Linked DNA regions of Homo sapiens: regions 1 and 3 are each linked to region 2. The links are chromatin loops, found by intact Hi-C in ENCODE. Cell type or tissue: PC-9. All regions are shown on one strand. Region 1 holds the start of LOC105372908 (a long non-coding RNA gene). Region 2 holds the start of ATF3 (activating transcription factor 3). Region 3 overlaps ANGEL2 (angel homolog 2).

Region 1 (8,000 bases), 95 kb before region 2:
TCTACCTACCTGCCCATCTATAAAAATGTTTGGAAGTCTTTCCTCCCCAGTGGTTATCTTCTTATCTCTTCATCCTTTTGACCCAATGGCTTTGTAATTCCATTATTAGTGGTTTTTTTTTTTTTTTTTTTTTTTTGCAGGGGGGTGAATGAGGTGGGATTTGGAAGGATGTTATCCACTGTTACATAATATATCACGCCAAACTTCATAGCTTAAAGCAACAATAATTTATGATTTCTCATGATTCTAGGAACTGACTGGGTGACCCCTTTGCTGGTTTCACCTGAGTTCACTCATACTGCTGCATTCAGTTATCATTGGCTGGCCTGGAAAATACAAGTTGGTGCTAGCTGTTGGTTGGGGTTCCTCAGTTCTCCCCGCTTGGTCCCTCATCTTCTAATATGCTAGACTAGCTTATTTAAAGGGTGGTCTCAGGGCAATGTTCCAAAAAGTTAAAGGCAACATCACTTCCACTGAATTCTGTTTGTCAAAGCAAGTCAGATCAGATTTAAGACTTTTTATCTTGATGGGAGGACTGACAAAATCACACTGTAAAGAGGCTTGTTTCAGGAATGGGAGAAATTATTGCAGCTATCTTTATGAAAAATCTATAAGAAAGTGAGAAAAAATACATGCAGAATGCTAATCCACCACGTTTAGCAGGAGGTCTTCCCATGCTGTTTGTATTGCCCCACACCACCATGGTCTCTGTCCTGTAGGCTCATATAAGACCTTTTATAGAATTTTGTTAACCAAACCCTCATGGCTTTAGGTAGTTACAAATACATATACCATATCCTCATGCTGGGGAAAGAAGCAGAACACACTAATTATCACTAAAGGATTTGGAATTGGAGAAACTTGGGTTCAAGTCCCAGTGTCACTACTTATTAGCCCTATTACCCTGGGTAAGTAATCTCTCTGAGCCTCAACTTCTTTAGCTATAAAATGTGGTTTTGCAGCTGGGCACAATGGCTCACACCTGTAATCCCAGCATTTTGGGAGGCTGAGGTAGGTGGATCACTTGAGCCCAGGAGTTTGAGACCAGCCTGGGAAACATGGCAAAACCCCATCTCTACTAAAAATACAAAAATTTAGCTGGGCATGGTGGTGTGCCCCTGTAGTCCCAGCTACTCAGGAGGCTCAGATGGGAGGATCTATTGAGCCTAGGAGGTTGAGGCTGCAGTGAGCTGCCATCAAGCCACTATCTCTAGCCTGGGTGACAGACGGAAGCCCCGTCTCAAAAAAAAAAAGTGGTTTTGCATATAATAAATGAATTAACATACGTAAAACGCATACTTAGCACACTGTCTGGCACTGGCAAAGGGATCAAATAACAGTAGCATCATTAAGTGTTTTTTGGGGAACAAATTCACATCTCTAATAATATAACCACTGGAGATGGAATTTGAGAAAGAGTCTAATTTAAATCCAGGCTCCGCCACATAATACCTTACAGGACTGCTGTGAGGATCAAAGGAATTCAAGCAGAAAATGCACCTAGAAGCATGCCTGGCACATCACAAATGCTCAGGACATGCTTTGTGTGCATCCCTGATTTCTTAGGTCACGGCACCAAGCATGAGCTCGGCTCCAACAGGGCCATTGTGATGAATAGCACCTGTCAGGTGTGGGGTGCGTTTTCTCCCACAGGGACCAGCCGCAGTGTGAAAAGCCATTTTGTCTCTTCTTTGGGGTTCTTTTACTCTTTCTCACACTCTCAGGTGATCAGCTCCCAGGCGTGCCTGTCTCTACATCTACAGCTCTGGTTATTAACCTGTGTCCCGTTGGTGAGCCTCATGGGGCTAAGATTAAAGAAGGAGTCAACAGGATCTGAGAAAGAGCCAGAGGGGCTCTCCTGGCTCTTTCTGGTTTTTTGTTTGTTTGTTTGTTTTGTTTTTTGTTTTTTTCTGGTCACCCGCAATTCCGGAAGGTGTTTTCTTACACTGGTTCTTCTCATACCGTCAGGGAGGGGAGTGTGCTTCACAGTGAGTGACATTACAGACCCCATTTCACTGCCTAGCCACCTGCTTTTGCAACCTGCCTGGCCATCAGCCATTTGGAAAATGTGGATAACTAGAAAGGCAACCACCAGTGAAGGGAGCTGGTTCTCACCTTGTCCATGCTACAGATAGTTAAGTGTCAGGCAGTCTGTGTGTCCTGAGCCCTGTGTGAATACTCCATCCTAACCTCTGGGTTTGGTTATATCAAAGAAAACCCTCATACTGCCCCTGGGAGCAGATGGGGAAGGATCAGATTTGTTTGGCGAGTTACAGTGACATCTGTCTAAGGAGATCACCCGCAATTCTGGAAGGTGTTTTCTTATGCTGGTTCTTCTCATACAGTCACATTTATGACTAACTTCTAAGGCTGGAGATTTTTCTCATAAACATAGTGTTTTGTAGTTTTTAAGGAAAAAAAAAAATCCCAGCAGAACTGCAACATCTAAGCTAAATCTTCTTGCCCCTGAAGTTTAGTTATTTGTCATTGTCCTCATTTGTGACTCAAAGGCAGAGAGAAGAGGGTTCACCAAAACACTTTGAAATATCTGTTGGCTGACCCAGCTGGGGAGGGCTGAGCAAATGTGGTGAAGAGGAGCAGAAGAGTGGCCTGGAGCCTCACTTGGGCATCCTGGGACACTCAGTGGCAAGCAGAAAGGGAATTCTGGAGCCCGTGGCGCGTAGTGTGAGGTCTAAGCAGATCCACTGCAGGCACCACCTCCTCCCCTACTGGAGGCTGCCTGCCCTCCCCAACTGTCCTCACCTACCTGCGTCACTGGCCACCACTGACCCTCTGGTGGGGAGGTAGCCAGACCCAAGGCAGCTGGGGCCAGGGTTCCCCAGTTAGCTGATGCCCCTCACCACAGGGATTCAGTGACTCACTCTGAATGAAGCATCATAAATTTCTTCCTAATAGCACACTTGTCACTGAACCATTCCAACAATTTGGCAGGGCAAGCCATTTGGCTCAAGGCAGCAGAGGTAATCCTCTGTTTATAAAGTGTCTCCTGCTGAGCAATGCAGAGGGGTGAGGACCCCTTGGTAGTCGATGTCACAACATCCATTTTGAGCTGGCATGATCATGCCCACTTTACAGATGAGGGAGTGGAGTCCCAGGGAGATCACATGGGAAGAATTAGTGACTCAGCCCCTCAAGCCCAGCTGGGACAGACCCTGGCACCTCACCCCCAGCGGGCAGCACCGTGAAGTGGCTGGCAGCGGGGGCCTTGGCAGAAGACAGCTAGGGTTTGAATCCTGGTGCTGGGTGACCTCAGACAGGTTCCTTAGTCTCTCTAGGGTCTCCTTCCCTCATGTGCACAAGGAGGATAATGCTTAACTCAAGGGGCTTGCGTAGAGATTCAGCACAGTGCCGGCGCCCAGCAAGCGCCCCTGAGTGGCTGTTTGCTGGTGTACAGTCTCCAGGTAACCGCCACGTGCCTCCGGGTAGTTCCCTCAGCATCGCTACTGGGCGCCCTGTGTCCTTCCTGTGGCACTCTATCCTCTCATTGTTCTTCTGAGTAAAGAAAGGTGGCCATCGACATTATATTATTTAATACTCCCAGGGGGCATTTGGGGAGGTATTATTAGCCCTAGTTGACAGGGGTGGGAACTGAGGCTGAGAGTTTGGGTGACTTCTCCAAGACCCCCCAGGGGCGTGCCAGAGCCAGGGTCAGACTCGGAATTCATTCACCAACACAACAGTTGCCAGGGGAAGCCCATGGTCGGTGACCAGCTGCCACCAGGGAAGTTCCGGATGCGGCTAAGTATTTTTGTCGCTGCATTCTTCCCAGGCAGCTCACTCCCTGGACTCTGGACAGTTGCCAAGGAGGTGTGAAGGGAAGGCAGGAGGAGGACTTCCTGTGGAGGGCGCAGGCCAGGCAGTGAGGCAGCCGAGCTGTCGCTTCCGGAGCTGACATTGCACATCTCGCTCATGCATGCGACACTGCTGCAGACGAGGCTCAGTGCCGTCCCCGTTTTCCAGAGGCAAAGGAGTCACAGAGAGCTCCCGTCCCTTGCCCCGCCTGCCCTGGCGCCCACCTGTGCTGCTGCCCTACTGCCTTCCATCAGGGAGGATAAAGCCGACCGGGGCAGTTTGGAAACCACATTCAGACCAAATGACCCTTCCCCACCACCGCGGGCGCCGCAGCCCTCTCTACCTGCAGCAGCCTCTGGGCCTCTCACCAAGTAGGCCGCAGCCTCCTTGAGCTTCTGCGTTGGGGGCGGTTGGGGGTCAGGGAGGGGCCTCTCCTGCTGTCGCCACGCATCCTGGGGACACAGAGGTGGCATCAGTCTGGGCAGCGTCTTCAAGACTCCACACCTCAACGCTACCTCTCTGTGCCGGCCATGAAGCCGGGACTTCGTTAGAGGACCCGGCGGGTCCTGGAGCCGGCAAGGACTTCGCAGTGCTCTGCCCGCCCCCCGCAGCCTCCCAGCCCCCGCCACGTGGGCCCCGAGCGCGCCGCCGTGCCCCGCGCCCCTCCATCTCTACGCTCTGAGCCGCGCGCCCCCGCCAGGTCCTCGCGGACTGGAGGCGCCGGCCCCAGCCAGAAACAGCCGGAGCCAGCGCCGCCGGACTGTGCTGGGCTCGGGCTGAGGAAGCTGAGGGACCCAGTGGCTCCCCAGGCGGCCTCCTGTGAGGGGCTCAGGAGAGCGCCTGCTCCAGAGGCGGCGGGCCCTAGATCCTACAGACCGCCTAGGGGGCCACAGTCGGGCAGTCCAAGGCTGCCCTGCGGCGACCCGGCCTATGTCACAGGATTTCACAGCTGCTAAGGGACTGGCCTCCTCTGCCGTCACCGACACCCGAGAGGGAGCTGCGGGGTGGGGTAATGGTTTAAGTTTGGGGTTCCAGAAGCTTAGGGTGGAATGACAACCCCCCCCCGCCCCGCCCCGCCCCGCCCCGCCCCGCACACGGGACGTGTCTTTCCTCCGAGGGTGACCCTGGGGAGGTCCTTTCACCTGTGGGCTGTCTCCGCACTGCTTCAGGGCCTGTGACATGGAGGGCTGCTGTGGAGGAAGGAGCCTAGAACTTGCTAGACCTTCATACACACCTTCCCGGGAGCCTGGCCTCCCTGCAGAGCAGTCTCTGACACAGAAAAGGAAGGAATTAGCATAATCACCAATTACACTCTCTCCACTAGCTTCCCTGTGAAAATAATTTGCCGGTGCCCAGAGGCAGGGCTCCTCTAAACAGCCACCAGGTCGGGCGACGTGAGGCTCAGGGAATTGTGGAATTAAGCTAATTAAGTGGAAGCCGTCCTCCTGGGGCTGTGTGTTCCTGCGGCTCTGAACGCATCGTCTTACACACAAAAGCAGCTCTAGAAAATGTGGAGAAGGCACGGAGTGATGCCAATGACGAAGATGATTAGAGGGTTGGAAAATGAGATGGATGTCAGATTAAAGGTTAAGGCAACTAGGAGTGTTTAGCCGGAAGGAGGAAAGAATGAGGAGCAGGAGCAGGCAACTTAATCATCTTTTCCCATGTTGCGTGAAGAAGATACCCCTCGGCTCCTTCCCTCCCCGAGACTGCGCTCTCCCGCCCTCACTCCCTGTATCTTTATCTCACGCATATTTGTGTTCTATTTACTTTTCTCTCTTTTGTTTTTTTCCTTCTTTTCTTTTTCTGCTTTTTGTTTGTTTTGTTTTGTTTTTTTCTTTTTCGAAACCAGATATCACTCTTCCAGGCTAGAGTGCTGTGGCACGACCATCACTGCAGCCTCCAACTCCTGGGCTCAAGTGATCCTCCCACCTTAGCCTCCCGAGTAGCTAGGACCACAGGCATGCGCCACCACACCTGGCTAATTTTTAATTTTTTTGTGGAGATGGGGTCTTGCTGTGTTGCCCAGGCTGGTCTTGAACTCCTGGCCTCAAGTGATCCTCCTGCCTTGGCCTTCCAAAGCTCTATTTACTTTTCAATTCATTTTGACCTTTATGGAGCATCTACTCTGTGCCAGACACTTTACCAGATTCTGGATCTACCAATGATGAAAAGACAGGGTTTCTGCCTTGCAGGTCAAGTAGAGAAATGAGTCCATAACCTCAAACTATGCATACTGTAGGACTGTAGTGCTTCAGGTGCTACGGGAGCTCAGGAGCACTGTGGGCTGCTCAGCCCTGTCTGGGCTTCAGGGTAGTTTGATGAGGTGATGCCCAAGTGGAGACTTGAAGAATGAATCAGTGAGCCAGGTGAGGACGGGTGGGGAGAGCATTCCAGACAGCAGAAGCAGCCTGAGCCCAGAATGCCAAATGCAGTGTTTGAAGGCAACTACGGCTGGCCTTTACTGAAGCCAAAAGTAGAGAAGCAAAAAGGGTGGTTCAGGGTGTGGCCAGAGGGCCAGGCAGGGCCCAGATCCTAAGGTCCTGCACCCTGGGATAGGGAACATGAGCTTTATCTGGAAACCAGCACTTCCCAGAGTGTTGAGAATAATATAGGTTACATGCAGCGTTAATAAAAGTTCCAAAATAAATAAAAGGTGCTTCTTGGTAAAATAAGTTGAATTGACCTTGAGTTAAACCAGTGATTCTCCACTAAGGGCTGATTTTGCCCCCCGCCCCCAACCCACCCAGGGGACATTTGGCAATGTCTGGAGATATTTTTGGTTGTCCCAATTTGGGGGTAGGGTGCTATTGGCATCCAGTGGGAAGAGACCAGGGATGCTGCTTATCATCCTACAATGCACGGGGCAGAACCCTACAAAAACTGCTTCCCCCTCCTCAGACTCCCACAGCCCCTGCACAGGCCCTGCAGATTGTTCGTCTCTGTACTGTCATGGTCTTTTCACTGGTTGGTCTCCCTGCTGGACTGTGCAGGTCCTAATGGCTGGGTTCAGGTAGCCAGGATTTGGAGGAGGACAGAGGAAGATGTGGAATAGAGGACATCCTGGCAGGGTTGGATGGAGGCGGCTACACTGGGTGGAATCTGGCTCTTTGGGGATACTTCTGCCATCAGTGTTGGTGGTTGATTCTAGAGGCTGTTTCCATTCTAGCAGCCCCTCACCAGCGGTGCCTGGGGCGTGGGGAAATTAGACCTGACCCTGAGGAGCTGGCCAGGTCAGTTAGAGTCAGGGACCTGCTCTCTGCTGGGCACTGTGAGGGTGCTGGGAAGACCATCCTCTATGGCCAGGTTCTCCCCTGTTTAATTTTTCTTCCCAGAATCTTGTAACATATCTGTTTTTTAGTTGGTTTGCCTGTCTCTTCTCTCTCTCTTTTTTTTTTTTGAGACGGAGTTTCGCTCTTGTTACCCAAGCTGGAGTGCAATAATGCACAATCTCGGCTCACTGCAACCTCCGCCTCCTGGGTTCAAGCAATTCTTCTGCCTCAGCCTCCTGAGTAGCTGGGATTATAGGCATGTGCCACCACACTCGGCTAATTTTTTGTACCTTTAGTAGAAATGGGGTTTCACCATGTTAGCCAGGCTGGTCTCAAACTCCTGACCTCAGGTGATCTGCCCTCCTTGGCCTCCCAAAGTGCTGGAATTACAGGCGTGAGCCACTGCGTCTGGCCACCTGTCTCTTCTCTTCACTCCACTCCCCACCCCCGAATGTCAGCCCCATGAGGGCAAGGCTTTTAATCTGTTTTGTTCATGGCAGTATTCCCAGTGTCTAGAGCAGTGACTGGCATGTAGATTGTGCTCAACTAAAATTTGTTGAATGGGCCAAGCACAGTGTCTCATACCTGTAATCTCAGCGCTTTGGGGGGCCAAGGGGGGAGAATCTCTTGAGGCTAGGAGTTTGAGACAGCCTGGGCAACATAGTGAGACTCTGTCTCTATGAAAAATTTAAAAATTAGTTGGGCATGGTGGTGCATGCCGGTGGTCCTAGCTACTTGGGAGGCTAAGGTGGGACGAGCGCTTGAGCCCAGGAGGCAGGTTAGAGTGAGCTATGATTGTACCACTGCACTCCAGCCTGGGTGACAGAGCAAGATTCTGTCTCAAAAAATAAAAATAAAAATAAAAATAAAAATTGTTGAATGAATGAACATCTGAATCCCTATCCTGCTCTACAG
Region 2 (8,000 bases):
ACTGCTAGAACCTTTAAATATCTCAAACTTTTTTGTTTTTTCTTTTGCGTTTGGCTCCCTGCAATGTTTTTCTGTTTAGATTTGGTTGCCACGAGTGGGCTGTTTTTAGTTGCCTAGTTCCTTCCCCTCCCCTTTTAATTTTTTCCCTTCCTTTTGCACATGTCCCAGCATGAAGTCTCCAACTCTTATCTCACTCAGCAAAACATACCAAGGCTGATCTGAATGTGGATTCCCCAGGCAATTCACCATCATAAAACCTCAGCAATCTTCAAGTCTCTGCTTAACCCTCTTTCATTGAGGATTAACCCCTGAAATCACCCTAGCCAGGGCTTCCTTCTAAGGCGAGACAGCCATTCTTTTGTTTGCATGGAGAAGAGTTTTGGTGTGGAAAGCTTTTCTGTCCCCTCCACTTCATGGCACTGCCTGTGTGTGTGCTGAGAGTGTGCACACTGGACATTGGTGGCATTAACTGAAGTCAGGGTAAAATAAGGATGCAAAGGACTCAGATGTTGATCACTCTCCTGTGGCAAAGACCTCAGGGGCTCTGCCTTGCTCTGTTCTTTTCCAGTCTCTCAATTCAGCAGGCATTTCACGGTTCTCCTGGGGGCTGAGGGGAGGGAGGCAGGCAGGAGTAGTTTTCGTTTTCCCTGGGTAAGAGTTTCATTCAAGTGGGAGTGGACTTAGTTCTCTGTCAAGATTCTTATCACTTTTCGGGTTTAGAATATCAGGATCAGACTTCCGTGAACAGCTGACAGCATTTCTATCCAACTTGGAGATTCCAAACTAAGAGTAATTAGAATGAAGCAAGATTGATAAAAAGAACTGGAGGCACAATGGTAATAAGAATAACCCGACCGGGGTGTTGGGGGCTTCTCCCCCCACCCCAATTATCCTTCCCTTGCATTGTTTTGTGGAGGACGGTCTGGCTGTTTGTTTACTTGACGCCCTAAGTTGAATTTCCCCTTAAGGACAGGAGCAGATCTCCACAGATCTGGCTTGGGTGTTTTAATGGAATCATAGTTCAACCTGTAAACTGGTCAAAATTTCTGTTTCACAGCAGAAAGAGTAAAAAGCTTCACGTGTTCTCCCTCCTCTCCTTGCTTCACTTTATAATGGTGCTATTTATTCCAGAACAATCTATAAGTAGATAAAATAGCTAAGTAGAGATAACAAATAACTTCATTCAAATGCAAACACTCCTCCACCTAATCCCGCCCGGTGTCCGCCGGGCTGCTCCGACACGCCCGGGGTTTACCTGCGCGCACTCCAGCGGGAGGGCGGGTTGTGGAGGTGTGCTGAGCGGCGCGCGGGGGTGAGGGCGTGGAAGCGGAGGGTGGGGCCCGGAGAGCCGTTACCAGGGCGAAAAGTAAAGCGAAAACACCCGCCCTGCACTTCCCGCGCGACGCCGCTGGAAATCGGTTCAGGTCCAGAGCAGGATCTCGGAGGATCCCGCGTGGAACTCCAGGGCTCCCGGGTCCGCCGGGGCGCAAAGACTTCCGAGGCCGCCCTCCGCGTGTTCCCAGGCCCGTGGAGAGGTGGGTGGTCTGAGTGAGGTCGGGCTTGGCGGCGAGGAACCCCGGTGGGGGGAACTGGGGACTTCAAGTGAGACCCAGGCTCCAGACACCTCTAGTTTCTACCCCAAATTACCAAACTGTGACCTTCGGCCGCCTCTCTCCCAGAGGCAGGTGGAAAGGAGCAGGTGTTTCTGCCCTTCACCGTGCCCCCACACCCTGCGGCCGCGCAGGTCTCCCTCCCAGGCAGGTGCGAAAGTCCCAGGCCACACTTGTGTCTACAAATAGTCATCCACGGGCAGTCAAGAAGGTTCCTTGGTTCTGCCGCTCTCTGAGCAGAAATTGTTGGGGTCGGGGAATAAGAACCAGGAAATCGTTTTTAAGGTTCAAACCCAGTTCTGCTGAGGTCTCAGCTCGAATCTCGGACCACGGGGCCCCGCCTTTCCCGCCACCCTGGCTTGAGGGCAGAGGGGATTTCTGCTGCGGGTTCCGCCTGTGGTCATTGCGTCCCCATTCCGGGCCGTCCGGTCCCAGTCCAATCGGCTCTGGGAGCAGAAGAACACGTGAAAGCTGAACATGGGTTTTCCCTAAATATTGCCTGAGAGCGGGGCGACCCCCAGGCCTGGGCAGGTTCGCGGACCCCAAAGCACCTTCTCTTTCCCCCTCCTCCTGGCCGCTGGCTTCCGCCCCCTCCTACCCTCCCACCGGGTTGCCTCTGATTCCTCCTGGACTCCGATCTTTTCACGCTCTTGTTGGTTTCACTGACATGTTCTTGTCAATTTCAAACGCTTTGTGATTGTAAAAAAAAAAAAATCGAACCGATACGGTCCTACCACTCGCCCTAGTTTCGGAGCCCGGAGCTGTCCTGCGTGTGCGTCCATGTGGAGTGTCCGGGGCTGCGGGCTCGGGCGCACGGTGCCAGCCGAGGGCTGCCCTCCGCTTTTGTGTTAACCGGCGGGCTTCTCGCGGTCCCCGCCGCAGAGGTCACACCCGGCGGGTAACGGCGTGGATACACCGAAGGGTGACTTTGGACACCTTCCCCACACCACAGACTAACGCTTCTGCCCCTACTCCGCCCCTGCTAGAGAAGTAGGAGGCCAGTGGGGGAGGGGGTATTTTCCTGAAGCTCCAGAAAATGACCACGCATTTTAGAGAAAGGTCGTGCCCGCTTCCCAGCCTCACCTAGTCTGGGCTGGGGCCGGGACCCGCCTCCCCACCTTCCCCGCCCCCCCCGCTCTTCAACCTAGCGGAGGGACAGATGCCAGCGCGGTGGAGTCATGCCGCTGGCTTGGGCACCATTGGTCATGCCTGGAACACGCAGCAGCGAGTACGCACATCTGGCGGCTATCCCGGGCGGCTCCGGTCCTGATATGGAGAGAGAGGGCGGGCTGGTGTGTGTCTCAGTGAGCGAGGCTGGGGGAACGCGCCTGGGCTGGCTCCTCCCCGAACTTGCATCACCAGTGCCCCCTCTCTCCACCCGCCTTCGGCCCCGCCTTGGCCCCTCCTCCACCCCCCTTCCTCCGCTCCGTTCGGCCGGTTCTCCCGGGAAGCTATTAATAGCATTACGTCAGCCTGGGACTGGCAACACGGAGTAAACGACCGCGCCGCCAGCCTGAGGGCTATAAAAGGGGTGATGCAACGCTCTCCAAGCCACAGTCGCACGCAGCCAGGCGCGCACTGCACAGCTCTCTTCTCTCGCCGCCGCCCGAGCGCACCCTTCAGCCCGCGCGCCGGCCGTGAGTCCTCGGTGCTCGCCCGCCGGCCAGACAAACAGCCCGCCCGACCCCGTCCCGACCCTGGCCGCCCCGAGCGGAGCCTGGAGGTGAGCGCTGGAAGCCGAGGGAGTGAGCGCGACGAGGGCTGCTCGCCTTCATTCCCTTCGCGCCCCTCTAAGTAACCAGTCCGCCGACCCCTGACCCACCCCGGATCCGCGCCCCCAGCCTCCGGCTTGGAAATAACTCTGGCTTAAACTTCTTCTAAGCCACCGCTGCTCCTCGGCGCTTCGAAAAGTTTCCCGCAAAGCGAAAGAACTAACTTTCTCTTTTGACTTGGGGCGCGAAAGGTTCCTGGTGACGGAGGTCGGGCGTCCACTCTGCCGCCAGCCTCGAGCGCCGCTTCTCTCCGCCGACGGCGCTGGCTTGCCCGGCTGGGAGAGGGCGTAAGGTGGGTGGGCGGGTGCGTTGGGGTGTCCGAGGCTGCCTCGCTCGCCGTCCCGCTCCATCCCTCGCTTCGAGACACGGCACTGTGGGAGCCGATCCTTCCCGGGTGGGGGGGGGGGGGCGCAGAGAGGCACGAAGGCCGGAGGCTTGCGGGAGGGCTGCCCCACGCGCCGAGAGGAATGAATGGGGAAGGGGCGAGAGGGCGGGAGGCGTCCCGGGCGCGGCCGCTGGGGGTCGCCCTGGGTACCCCGCAGCACTGGCGGCAGGACCGTGAAGGCAACCCCGAGAAAAAGTTAGCTGGGATAAGCTTGGAAGTGGCGAGCGCTGGTGTCGCGCTGTCCCGGGGCGGAAGACGGGGAGGGCTCCCGGCAACGGCTGGTGTCCGGACCCCGAGCCCGGGACTCCCACACACCTGGGACTCTCACTCTGGCTTTTCCTTCGGCGGGTCCGCGGGAGACCCACCGTGGCGGGGAAGCGAGGGTGTGGAGCCACTTGTGCAGATATTTGAGAGAATGGCTTTGTGGTCTAGTGCCAGGACTCTGAGCGCTTACACTGCAATCGATGTCGTTGGGCCTCAGTATGCGGAGCCGGGAAATAAGGGCACATGGGCAGTACCGGCCCCCTCTGCGTGTTGGAGGGCACAATGCAGTGGTTGGACCAGATAACTACTAAGGTCCTTTCTGTCTGGAGATTTTCAGATTTTGGAGTGGTGTAGTGGGGAGAAAAGGAGCCAGTGAGGGGACTTGAATGGGGTGGGTCTCTATCTAATGTCATTCACCAGTGTCCAGACAGTGGGGGAAAGGGGACTTTTCTGCAGGGCATCTTTTCCCTCACCAGCTTTCTTTCCACTGGATTCGTTCTCCTTCTCTGCTCCCCCCACTCCCATTTTCATTTCTCATCTACTTCCTTTCCTCCTAAACATTTTCTTTTCCCTAATTTCATTGCATAGGTCACATATGCTTTCTTACAAATAAAATAGTTACTAAATCCTTGATGAACCCAGAAAGAAAAGGAGAGCCAGAAAATCTGGATGTTCTCTCAGTGTACCCCTTTCGTTGTAGGTGACAGTCATATCTTCTGTTCGAAGTTTCTGTCTCTGTAACTTAAAGTGAAGGCAAAAAATTGGTATTACTGTCCCCATTGTTTTGCAGTTAGCATTGGTTGTAGAATAATGCTACAACATACAGGCTCCTGCTTTGAGGATATCCTGGGCAAAGATGGGATGGGGTGAGGATTGCAGTTACTGTCGGAATGGTTTCAGAGACAGCAAAGAAGGCAGCACCCCACGCCCGCAGTGGGGATAAGATACAGCACCCAGCATCTGTGGCAGTGATGGGAGCCTTCTTTTTCTCTCTCTCTTCCTCCTTGCCCTTTAGCCATTATAGAATTCCTTTTTCTCCATGGCCGTTTTCTTCGATAGCCCCTCCCTATCTCAGTCCTGTCAAAGTCTCCTCTGTGATTGGTACCAGGTGCCAGGACTCTTGACCCCTTATCTACCTGGCTAATGGCTCTGTTCTCTGGTTGCCTTGTTGGTTGATCCCTTGAGGCGGTCGATACCTATTGGTGATGGAGCAAAATGAGCAGTCGGTGGGTGTTCAGCAGCTTGGCATGGGCTGGGCCACTCACCAGCTTTATGACCTCAGGCAAGTCATTTTTACCTCCCTGGACCAATGTACTCATTATGAAATGAGAATCTGACCTAGATGATTCTAATATTGAGAGGGTGTGATTTCCATTAGATAGAGTCCATGATTCCTTCCTTTTTAAAATTGGCTGGGCATGGGACAGGGCCAGTGGCTTCGAGTGTTTACCCAGCCAGGGGAGGAGGAAGGACATAGCCAAGATGCCTCAGAAGCTTTCCAAGGGAGAAATGGTTTATATGTGAGAATTGGTTCTCTTTCAAATATGTAATGCAGAAATGCTGGCATCAGCAAATAGTGGGGTGAAACCTACCTGGTCTGTGAAGAACTTGGGGTCAATGAGAGTACAAAAGAGGCTCTGACTGACCTGAATGTCTTGAAGGTTCCAGTTAATTCCTCACTAACAGGGCTTTATTGAATTGATAACAACAGAATGAGTTTTTCCTGAAATGGAGAAGATGGAGTCACAGTAGTAATGACTACCCGGTGTGTATGTAAATCTCATATGTCCTTCTCAACAGCCCTTTGGGGAAGGCAGTTTTGATCTCAAATTACAGAGGAAGAGAATGAGAGGCCCAGAAAGCCTAAGTGATTTGTTGGTGGATGCTCAGCTTATGAGTGGCACTGATAGGCTTAGAAACATTGTCTCTGGCCCTTGATGCCCAGCTTTGCACCTCTTCAAGAGGTCTGGGAGGAAGACCAAGATATGAAGAGTTAGTGAAAGGCCAGTACTGGCTTCCTAGTAACATAAGATGGTTAGCAAGCAATGCTTAGTGGAAAGAGGATGAAAATTAAAAGTGAAAATTCAATGTAGCTGTAGCTACTAGGAAATAAAAATCTGGGAGCTGAATTTCCAGTTAAAGGAATACATGAGTAAACTTTCACTTTCTTGAAAATGATGAAACTGCCAATGATACAACATGATTTCTGATTGGAAATAATCAAGCAGAAACAAAATGCAAGTTCTTGGTAGCAAGTCTGAACAATTTTATGATCAGCATAGAAAGTCAACTCTGATCTGAGGTCCCCAAACAATTTTTTTCAATGACCGGGATGTTTGAGGATCTCAACTTTCTGAAAAATTGTGTGAAGATTTAACTTCATTTCCTTGTGGGGACACAGCCGTAGTCTAGGCTGAATCATACCTCGAGAGACTGAGTAAAGGAATAACTAGAAAGTATCCCGAGAAGTTAAGCTTTAGCCTAGTGCCGAGAAAACCCAAATCTCGACAGATACATCTGTTTTATTTTCTGAAAGGCTTTTAACATTTTTACAACCATTTATGTCCCCAAGGAAGCCCACCCAATGCTTTTCATAAAAGCATTCCATACCACTGACATTCTTCAGCTTCTTTCATTGGGACTGCTGACTTTACATAAGAAGAAGGGTAGGGGGCGGGAGTCATAAACAGCAGACCCCAAGCCCTGAGAGCTCATTAATAAACCTAGTTGGATGGCAAAATGGAACTACACTCTACTGCAGTGGAATTCAAAGTCCCCGTGTAGAAGGGAGCCATCCAGGCCTCCAAACAAAGACCAGCCCAGTGGCAGCTCTGAATGTCATCCCCGAATCACTGAGTTTTTAATAAACTTGGAAAGGGAAGGGAAACATGAATGCATGGGAGAATCTTAAGCCTCTGGCTTTAGAAGGCTAGTTTCTCAGAGTTTATTGCCTGACAGCGACAAGTATCCTCCCAGCATCCTAAGATTATAGGATTAAATTGAGAGAAGAACTTCAGTTCTGACTCATGACACAGGGCTTTGGGAAAAGAATTACATACATAGCCTGGGTTTCTTTGACTAGTCAAGGGCAGATTTCATTGGCCTGGAAGTCTTGCCTCCATTGGTGTATGTTAGATCTCCAGGGGGAGTTTGAAGTCAGGGTATTCTATTCAGAAGCCTTTGAGATCAAAGTGGGTGACCAGCTGCCCTCCTTCCTGGACTCCACAGAGCCTCTGTCAGAGAGCCAGCCCTGGGCTGGAGAGATCTCTGGGAGGCCTAGTAATCATGGAGCTCCTGGCCAAAGAATGTTTTCCAGGGCATATTCATGTATTAGTTCCTCAATTCCTCATAGGATATTATGGGAAAATAGGGCGATTATTACAAGCCCTCTTTAACAGAGGAGAAAAAGCCACGGGGAGGTACAATGATAACACATAATGGAGTAAGTGGGCTTCAAATCTTCATCTTCTGACCTCAGTCTGGGAATTTTGTGGATAAGAGACCCACTTGCTCACACTCCCAGAAGGCAGTTAGCAAGCAGCCTGGGTATGCACCGTGACATAAAGATTAGCAGTTCATTAAACAGAGTTCAGTTTATCCCGAGGAATCTTTACTTAGCCTCCCCTCTATCACTTCATTTCCAGGCCTCCCACCTACCTTAAGGCCTGCCCCGAGAAAATTTGCTCTGGTTTTTTGTTTGTTTGTGCAATATAACATAATGCTTGTTTGTTTTTGTAATGTAGAATAATATTTGTTTGTTTTTTGCAATGTACAAATTAAGGGCATGAATCCTGGAGCCAAACTAACTTAATTCCAAATCCTGATGCTGCCCCATATTAATTCTGTGAATTCGGGCAAATGACTTAGTTTGTCTAAACCTCAATTATCTCATCTATAAAAGGCAGCTAGATCTTAACTCACTGGGTTCTCGTGAGGATTAAATGAGATAGTGCCCCTAAGGTTTCTGGT
Region 3 (8,000 bases), 390 kb after region 2:
CTGCAGACTCTATATTAAAAACACTCTATCACTCTATTTTGACATATCTCAATTCACTCATCTTTTAGCATCACCCCTAAGTAAAAATGGCTGCAAAGGGCAATGAAATAGTTTAGTAAAGGCAACAGTACAGCTTATACATCTCAGTATACCTACCACAAAACCTTCAGGCACAGAAGTACGAGTATAATAGTTTATTACCTAACTTACAGGTACAAAGTGCAAATGACTTGACGCCTCTCTTTCCCCAATCCCTTGAACTCTCTGGATCTCAAACTTTCTTTAGGAAAGCAAAGGTTAAAAGCAGACAGTAACTAAATTCCAAATAAAGACAAGATTTCAAACATGAATATTATCTTGATAGCAAAAGGTACAGTAAAACCAAAATTTCATTACTCCACAGTTTACCTTTCCATTTAAAACTTGGATAGTATAACACTTGAGACTGAGAGATTTGGTTTCAGGCATTAACCAGATTTAATTGTTTTTGGCAGGTAAGTACAGGCTCTGGCAGAGTTACCAACTATTCTGGTCAACAAAAGTAAAGACAAGTGGATAATTATTTTTAGTGGAGCTTTAAAAACCTGTGAGAAGCTCACATTGACTTTTTGGCCTCCAGTCCACAAAATAATACTTCATTTGATAAGCTAAAGTAAAGAGCAATTTTATGGATTAACTCTATCAAAGTGAAGCACATGAAAAATGGGCCTAAAGTCACAATATATTAATCAGGATATAAAAAATTAAATTTTCACAGAGGTTTTCAGGGATGTTTGTTTGTTAACAATGACCTATATGTAATAATGTTATTTGTTAATAAATTCACACAACACAAAGCAGTAATTAACTAATGAATTTTCATTTTTCTTTCCCCAATATTAAAAAGGGATAATTATACTATCATTATAATTTGATAATGTCTATATCTGCTAATTAGGGCACATAATATCCTGCAAACTACTACTATAAAATGTGGGAAATCCTAGAACTATAATTAATACTGTAATTAAAATCCCCCCAAAGGCCAGGCATGGTGGCTCATGCCTGTAATCACAGCACTTTGGGAGCCCGAGGCGGGTGGATCACCCCTGAGGTCAGGAGTTCAAGACCAGCCTGGCCAACATGGCAAAATTCCATCTCTACTAAAAATACAAAAATTAGCTGGGCATGGTGGTGCATGCCTGTAATCCCAGCTACTTGGGAGGCTGAGGAAGGAGAATTGCTTGAACCCAGGAGGCGGAGGTTGCAGTGAGCCGAGTTCGCGCCACTGCACTCCAGCCTGGGCGATAGCGTGAGACACCATCTAAAAAATAAAAAAATAAAAACCCCCCAAAATGAGAAATTAAATATTTAAACATATTCAATTACAATTTTTACTAGACAAATCTTATAATCCACATGCCTTCTCTGAGGTTTTCATCTGTTTGTTTTTTTAAAAATAATTATAGCAAATGCTTTAGTACAAAGACTTAGTCCAAGACTATTATTGTTTTCCAATTTAAGGTGAAGCATTCTATTAATAAAACTCACTGTAAAAACATTTACAATTCAGTGTAAAATTACTACTTAGTAAAAATGCATATAATTCCTTGTTCCTACTGTCTACAAAAAAGGAAATTTCCACTTTTTATGTTTTAAAATTGATTCAAACACTTGTATAGAGGATTTATTAAACCTGCTCATAACCACTTCATAGAAAGTGTCAGCACCATCTCATACTGGTGCATCACGGTAAAAGAAAACATTTTAGAAACAAAACCACTAAAACCAACAGTTTAAATGACTATTTACAGAGCATTAGGTCTCCAAGTTAATATCTCCCCACTAGAGTTTTACAGGCTTCCTCATATTTCTGAGGCTTAACAAAAATAATTTTATAGCTGCCACTTTGTTCCAAAGACAAATTTCCTAATAAAATAAATTTCTATAGAACTGGTTCAGTAAAATAAAATCTCTCCCCTAAACCAGAGATCTTAAAACTGAATTTTTAAAAAATGCTGCCATGTGCAGTGGCTCCCGCCTGTAATCCCAGCACTTTGAGAGCTGAGGTGGGCGGATCACCTGAGGTTGGGAGTTCGAGACCAGCCTAACCAACATGGGGAAACCCTGTCTCTACTGAAAATACAAAATTAGCTGGGAGTGGTGACGCATGCCTGTAATCCCAGCTACTCGAGAGGCTGAGGCAGGAGAATCGCTTGAGCCCGGGAGGCAGGGGTTGCAGTGAGCAAAGATTGCGCCATTGCACCCCCAGCCTGGGCAACAAGAGTGAAACTCCATCTCAAAAAATAAAATAAAATAAAAATAAATAAATAAAAATGCTAGGGAAACAAAGGTATATCCCCAGTCTCTGCCTCTATTAAGCCCACCTCTTGTCTGTTCCAGGGTGAAAGAGTGAGCTTTACACGTTATGCTGGCTTATATTTCCCAAACATTTCCCCAACACGATGCAGGCATATTACATGGCTCAGGACAGTAATAAGATGGATTAAGCATTCTGTACAACTTAAAAAGCATTATCAAACCCCTTCAAAAACAAACTAAACAATGGCTGGTTGGATACCTGTGAATGACCCAAGGCTTTCTAAGATAAACTATTTAGAACTCAATAGAGGGGTCTCCTAATGAAATCAAGCCTTCTGGAAAGGAAACAACTTGTAGTTTGCAAGAACTCAAAGATACTTTGGATCCACTACAGAGCTTGCCAAAATTATGAAATGAAATTTTTTACTAAGCAGACAAAGGAAGATGCATTATATTTAAAAATCACTGTCAATTTTACTAGGATTTAGAATATAAAACCTTTACATCTCTTTTACAATAAAGAGAATTTAGAGCTCACTTGTCACGAAAATATTTTTCATTATTAAAAAAAATTGTTATAAAGTTATTTCTTCTGATATGGAGTTTCAAAGCATCTAACATAACCGCTTCAGAATCTCCACAGTGCAAAAATAAACAACATGCATACACTTAAGAACTTTACATTCTTTGAAAAACAATACAAATTGGAAAGAAAATTAGTATGTGATCAAAGAGAGTCAGAGCTCAAGTCTGAACTTTGCCAATAAAGGCAGATGATCTGAAGAGTTATTTTCGTTTGGAAGTCCATTAACAGTCCATAAGTCTTGTTCTGTAAGAAGTGACAGTCTAGCTAGAAGTTTCAAGCCACCAACCAAAGCAACTTCAGCTCCTACATTAAAGAAGCACACACATATTTAGTAAAATTGTCAACGGGTTATTGTAAATTAATCATACAAGTCTTTTCTCCAAACAAATATAGAACTTGAGGCCCCTCCAGAAGACTAAAAACTATGACACAGTTTTTAGAATATCTAAGCTTTATTGAATTATAACCTAATTATAATTATCAAACACACAGCAGTTTGAGATATTTTTTCTATTTCCAGCTCTGTAAACAATCTTTAGAAGAAAATATAAATGAAATACTTAAGAATGTTAAGGGTAATTTGTGGTTGACAACTACATAAGAAACTCATCCAGCAACCATTCTGTAGTTGCATAAAGCCAGAGACACCGGGCCACAGCCCTGTAGCAGTTTATAAGGTGAATGGAGAATAAATTAGTATAATTTAGTCCCAGATAGTCAGCACCCACAGAAGTGAAGATGACATGCTCTTTTTGAAATGCTGATCCATAACACTCTCCTGCCACCAAGTGAACTTCTGTCAGCATGACAACTACGAAAACCTTACTATAAATTCAAAGCAGCAGGCATATTTTTTGTAGAGTAGATCTAGTGGCAGGAATAAGTCATCTCGTGAGTGTTACTAATAAGGTTATTCCCAGAAGAAAGGAGGGGGGAACAAACAGAGGGGAAAAGGGTAAAGAAAAAGAAGCATCCAAAAAAATGGAAGAGAAAAAAATGAAAAAAATCAGAAAAGAATAAAACAGCTGCTCACATTCCAAAGTTTTCTTAAAGGTATTTTTGTACTTCCAGTAATCTTAAACTGCATTTTCTTCTCCACTTTAAATCCTTTGGCTAATGTTTAAAACCTGATTTTCGGCCGGGCACAGTGGCTCACGCCTGTAATCCCAGCACTTTGGGAGGCCGAGGCAGGCAGATCATGAGGTCAGGAGATCGAGACCATCCTGGCCAACACGGTGAAATCCCGTCTCTACTAAAAATACAAAAAATTAGCCGGGCATGGTGGCGGGCGCCTGTAGTCCCAGTGGCTCGGGAGGCTGAGGCAGGAGAATGGTGTGAACCTGGGAGGCGGAGCTTGCAGTGAGCTGAGATAGCGCCACTGCACTCCAGCCTGGGCGACGAGCGAGACTCCGTCTCAAAAACAAACAAACAAAAAAATTATATAGACTTTTCTGACCGAATGTGGTGGCTCATGCCTGTAATCCAAGCCACCCTGGGAGGCCGAGGTGGACGGCTTGAGCCCAGGAGTTTGAGACCAGCCTGGGCAACACGGTGAAACCCTGTCTCTACAAAAAATACAAAAATTAGGTGGGCATGGTGGCTCATGCCTGTAGTCTTAGCTACTCGGGAAGCTGAGGTGGGAAGGTCACTTGAACCCGGGAGACAGAGGTTGCAGTAAGCCGAGAATCATGCCACTGCACTCTAGCCTGGGTAACAGAGCGAGACTCTGTATCCAAAAAAAAAAAAAAAAAATATATATATATATATATATATATATATATACTTTTCCTCCTCAGAAAAATCCAATATTCCAGAGTCAACATGACAGCATAAGCTGTGTTGCTGGCAGTGTAACTATGGTCCTCCAATGAAGGCAGGACGCCTCGGTAAAATTTAAGCACAAAACTATGATGACCATTAACAACATACTCAGTTCCTGTCACAGGAAAAACAGTAAATTTATGGCAAGCAAAAAGAAAGGGCAATATGAAAGACCTATAACTCAGAGGCTGACTGGAACTGGAGGGTAGGACTGCTAATGTAATTCTTGGGTAATAATTTGCTTGGATGTGTTTTATTGCCTCCCTCATATGCAAGTAATCAACTGATTTATTCAAATATATTACCAATCTGTCTATTTCGAAATATTTTTACCTTCTAGATCTAGAACTTCAACTGGATGTTTAGAGAGCTTTCTTAACTTTAACCTTGAGGTTTTAGCTACTGTGCTCTCTAGGAGAATTTAAGATTACATGCATTCCTTACCTGGGTGCCCAGCAACATCTTCCTTTTCTGCAGAGTAGAAAATATAATCCACAGTTATGGCACTTCGGGAATGACAGGTGGTCACTTCTGGAATTCCAGTGTCAGGAAAGTAATGTGAATAAACAGATGACAAACTGAAATGGTGCTGTAAATTTGAAGACAATCTAAATAGAAAAGAAGAAGTGTTTAGAATCCGAGTTTTTGTAACTTCAAGAATTCCTCCTATCTGAATTTCTTTTTCACTTAATTTCTAGACTAAGACCAAACATTAGGACAAGCTTTATTTAAAAAGACCATATCATAATTTAGTATTAATTTACTTATGCAGTGATATCTAAAACCCATCAATAAAGCCATTATAAATGTGGTTTTTAAAAAAAGCTCAATAATTAACATACTAATGTGTTTTTTCATTATTTATAACGTGTGAATGCCTCCACTTACTAAAGAACATGTATTCTAACAAGTTTTATTGTGTTTTTAAGAAAGAGAATCAAGGGGGTCTTCAGGAACACTATTTGGAATCCTCTAGACTTTTGATGACAGAGAGGCCATATTCTTCTCTAATTTTTCTTGCTATCACATATAATTTTGTACTGCATCTTAAAACAGCTTCTCTAATGGTTTATTATATTTGCCCCATGCACAAATATATGTGATGTTATGAGTAAAAGGTTTAAAGACTATTTTCTAGTGATACTTTATGAATCTTAAGGATCTTTTATGCCTTGAAGGAAAATAAAATTAAAAAAGAAACTTATCCAACAAACATTTACCAAACATCTTCTAAGTTCTAGGCAATATGTCAGGTGCTGAGAATACATAGATGAAGATGTTTCCCTTGCTTTTAAAGTGTTCATATGTCAGGAACAAAGGTAAATCCTTAAAAATGCCCTCTAAGTTTTATTAGCAACTTTTTATGTCTAAGGATTTATAATATTAAACATAAAATAGGGCCGGACGCGGTGGCTCACACCTGTAATCCCAGCACTTTGGGAAGCCAAGGCGGGAAGATTGCTTGAGCTCAGGAGCTCGAGACCAGCCTGGGCAACACAGTGAGACCTCATCTCTACAAAAAAAAAAAAAAAATCTAGAAAAGTAGCTACGCGTGGAGGCACATGCCTGTGGTCTCAGCTACTTGGCAGACTAAGGTAGGAGAAAGGCTTGAGCCTGGGAGGTGGAGGCTGCAGTGAGCCAAGATCATGCCACTGCACTCTAGCCTGGATGACAGTGAGATCAACTCTCAAATAAAAATAATAAATAAAAATAGGTCTTCTGCAAACTCTTATCTATCAATTTTTCAGTTTACAGATATAAGCTATGCATATAAACACTCTGTATTTACATAAAGATACAAAAAAGTATCTTTTTTTTTTTTTTTTTTTGAGACAGAGTCTTGCTCTGTCGCCCAGGCTGGAGTGCAGTGGCATGATCTCAGCTCACTGCAACCTCCACCTCCCAGGTTCACACCATTCTCCTGCCTCAGCCTCCCGAGTAGCTGGGACTACAGGCGCCCACCACCACACCTAGCTAATTTTTTTTTTTGTATCTTTAGTAGAGACGCGGTTTCACCGTGTTAGCCAGGATGGTCTCAATCTCCTGACCTCATGATCCGCCCGCCTCAGCCTCCTAAAGTGCTGGGATTACAGGCGTGAGCCACCGCGCCCGGCCTCTTTTTTTCTTTTAATTTTTAGACACCAAGGGCAAGTAAGGTATCTATTTTTTAAAATTATTATCATTATTGAGACGGAGGCTTGCTTTGTCACCCAGGCTGGAATGCGGTGGTGCGATCTCGGCTCACTGCAACCTCTGCCCCCCAGGGTTCAAGCAATACTCTGCCTCAGCCTACCTGGGATTACACGTGCATGCCACCATGCCCGGCTAATTTTTTGTATTTTTAGTAAAGATGGGGTTTCACCATCTTGGCCAGACTGCTCTTGAACTCCTGACCTCGTGATCCACCCACCTCAGCCTCCCAAAGTGCCGAGATTACAGGCACGAGCCACCACGCCCGGCCAGAATGTTTTAATTTTTTTTTTAATAGAGGCAGGGTCTCACTGTGTTGCCCAGGCTGGTTTCAAACTCCTGGGCTCAAGCAATCCTCCCGCCCTGGCCTCCCAAAGTGCTGAGATTATAGGCGTGAGCCAACACGCCCAGCCAATATCTTTTTTATATCCTATATTGTTACAAAAAGATTTAAGAGTTACTCAAAACGAAGTACTTGTTAGATTAGCCTCCTTATTAATCTTATTCAAAGAAGTTTTTACTATATTGAAAGGTTTAATCATGAATTTTAAAATATTCATTTAAAAAATTTTTTTAAAAATTGCTTCCATTCTTACTAGTTCTTATTTATGTAGTAATATTTTCTCAAAACAAGGTATACAAAATAAAGATTGAGAAGCAGATAAAATAAATGAGAATTGGTCCCTAAATTTAAATGTTAAAACAAAAAACTATAAAACAGCCACAATATAATTAACAATCAAGATATTTCAAGAATCTCCCTGAGACAAGATTTAAGTCTCTGTCCTGTTTTATTAACATGTATCAATTTCTCAACCATAGCCCCAAATATTCCTATTTCTTTAATGAAGAATTCCAGCATCTTCACCCCTCTGACAATCTTCTCCTACAGTTCAAGAGATAAATTAAAATGATCATCTTTTCAACTGGCATATTCATTTTTGGATCAATTCTCTTATAGATGGTTTTGAGATTTAGTAAATCAAAGACAACTAAAGATCCTTTTGAGATCTGAAAGATATTTTTATGTGATCTTGACCTTTGTTTAAGTATGTGAATTTCAAAGAGTATTTGAGCTGGTCCAGGTCCACAGACAAGCTGT

The links. Peaks named below come from ENCODE experiments on the same cell type or tissue, not always from the same donor. Only the 100,000 strongest peaks of a DNase experiment are listed, where the experiment ranks them.
Region 1: a loop joins it to region 2, with 14 times the contacts of the local background. A loop is called at or near these places in 5 of 110 quality-filtered maps.
Region 3: it touches region 2 in a loop (25-fold over the local background); 4 of 110 quality-filtered maps call a loop at or near these places.

The regions. Positions count from the first base shown.
Region 1 is chr1:212,510,368-212,518,367 of GRCh38, forward strand. LOC105372908 (a long non-coding RNA gene) reads right to left here and starts at 4,415. Exons shown (of 2, transcript XR_922579.1): 1 at 4,157-4,415. RefSeq lists an enhancer at 3,674-4,401. In PC-9, a CTCF peak has its summit at 3,946; DNase peaks (open chromatin) are centred at 2,914 and 3,804; H3K4me3 peaks cover 612 bases; H3K27ac peaks cover 1,247 bases.
Region 2 is chr1:212,605,598-212,613,597 of GRCh38, forward strand. It overlaps ATF3 (activating transcription factor 3), which reads left to right and starts at 3,164. Exons shown (of 4, transcript NM_001674.4): 1 at 3,164-3,333. RefSeq lists silencers at 1,256-1,435, 2,826-3,035, 3,656-3,795, 3,806-3,985 and enhancers at 1,832-2,789, 2,790-3,747, 3,486-3,545. In PC-9, a CTCF peak has its summit at 3,895 (motif pointing right); DNase peaks (open chromatin) are centred at 2,914 and 3,604; H3K4me3 peaks cover 3,720 bases; H3K27ac peaks cover 737 bases; H3K27me3 peaks cover 4,064 bases.
Region 3 is chr1:212,992,003-213,000,002 of GRCh38, forward strand. It overlaps ANGEL2 (angel homolog 2), which reads right to left. Exons shown (of 9, transcript NM_144567.5): 8 at 5,153-5,316; 9 at 180-3,190. The coding sequence ends at 3,039. Among named protein-coding and RNA genes, the nearest start is that of ANGEL2, 20 kb to the right of the region's middle. In PC-9, CTCF peaks have their summits at 3,684 and 3,883; no DNase peak of the experiment used is centred here.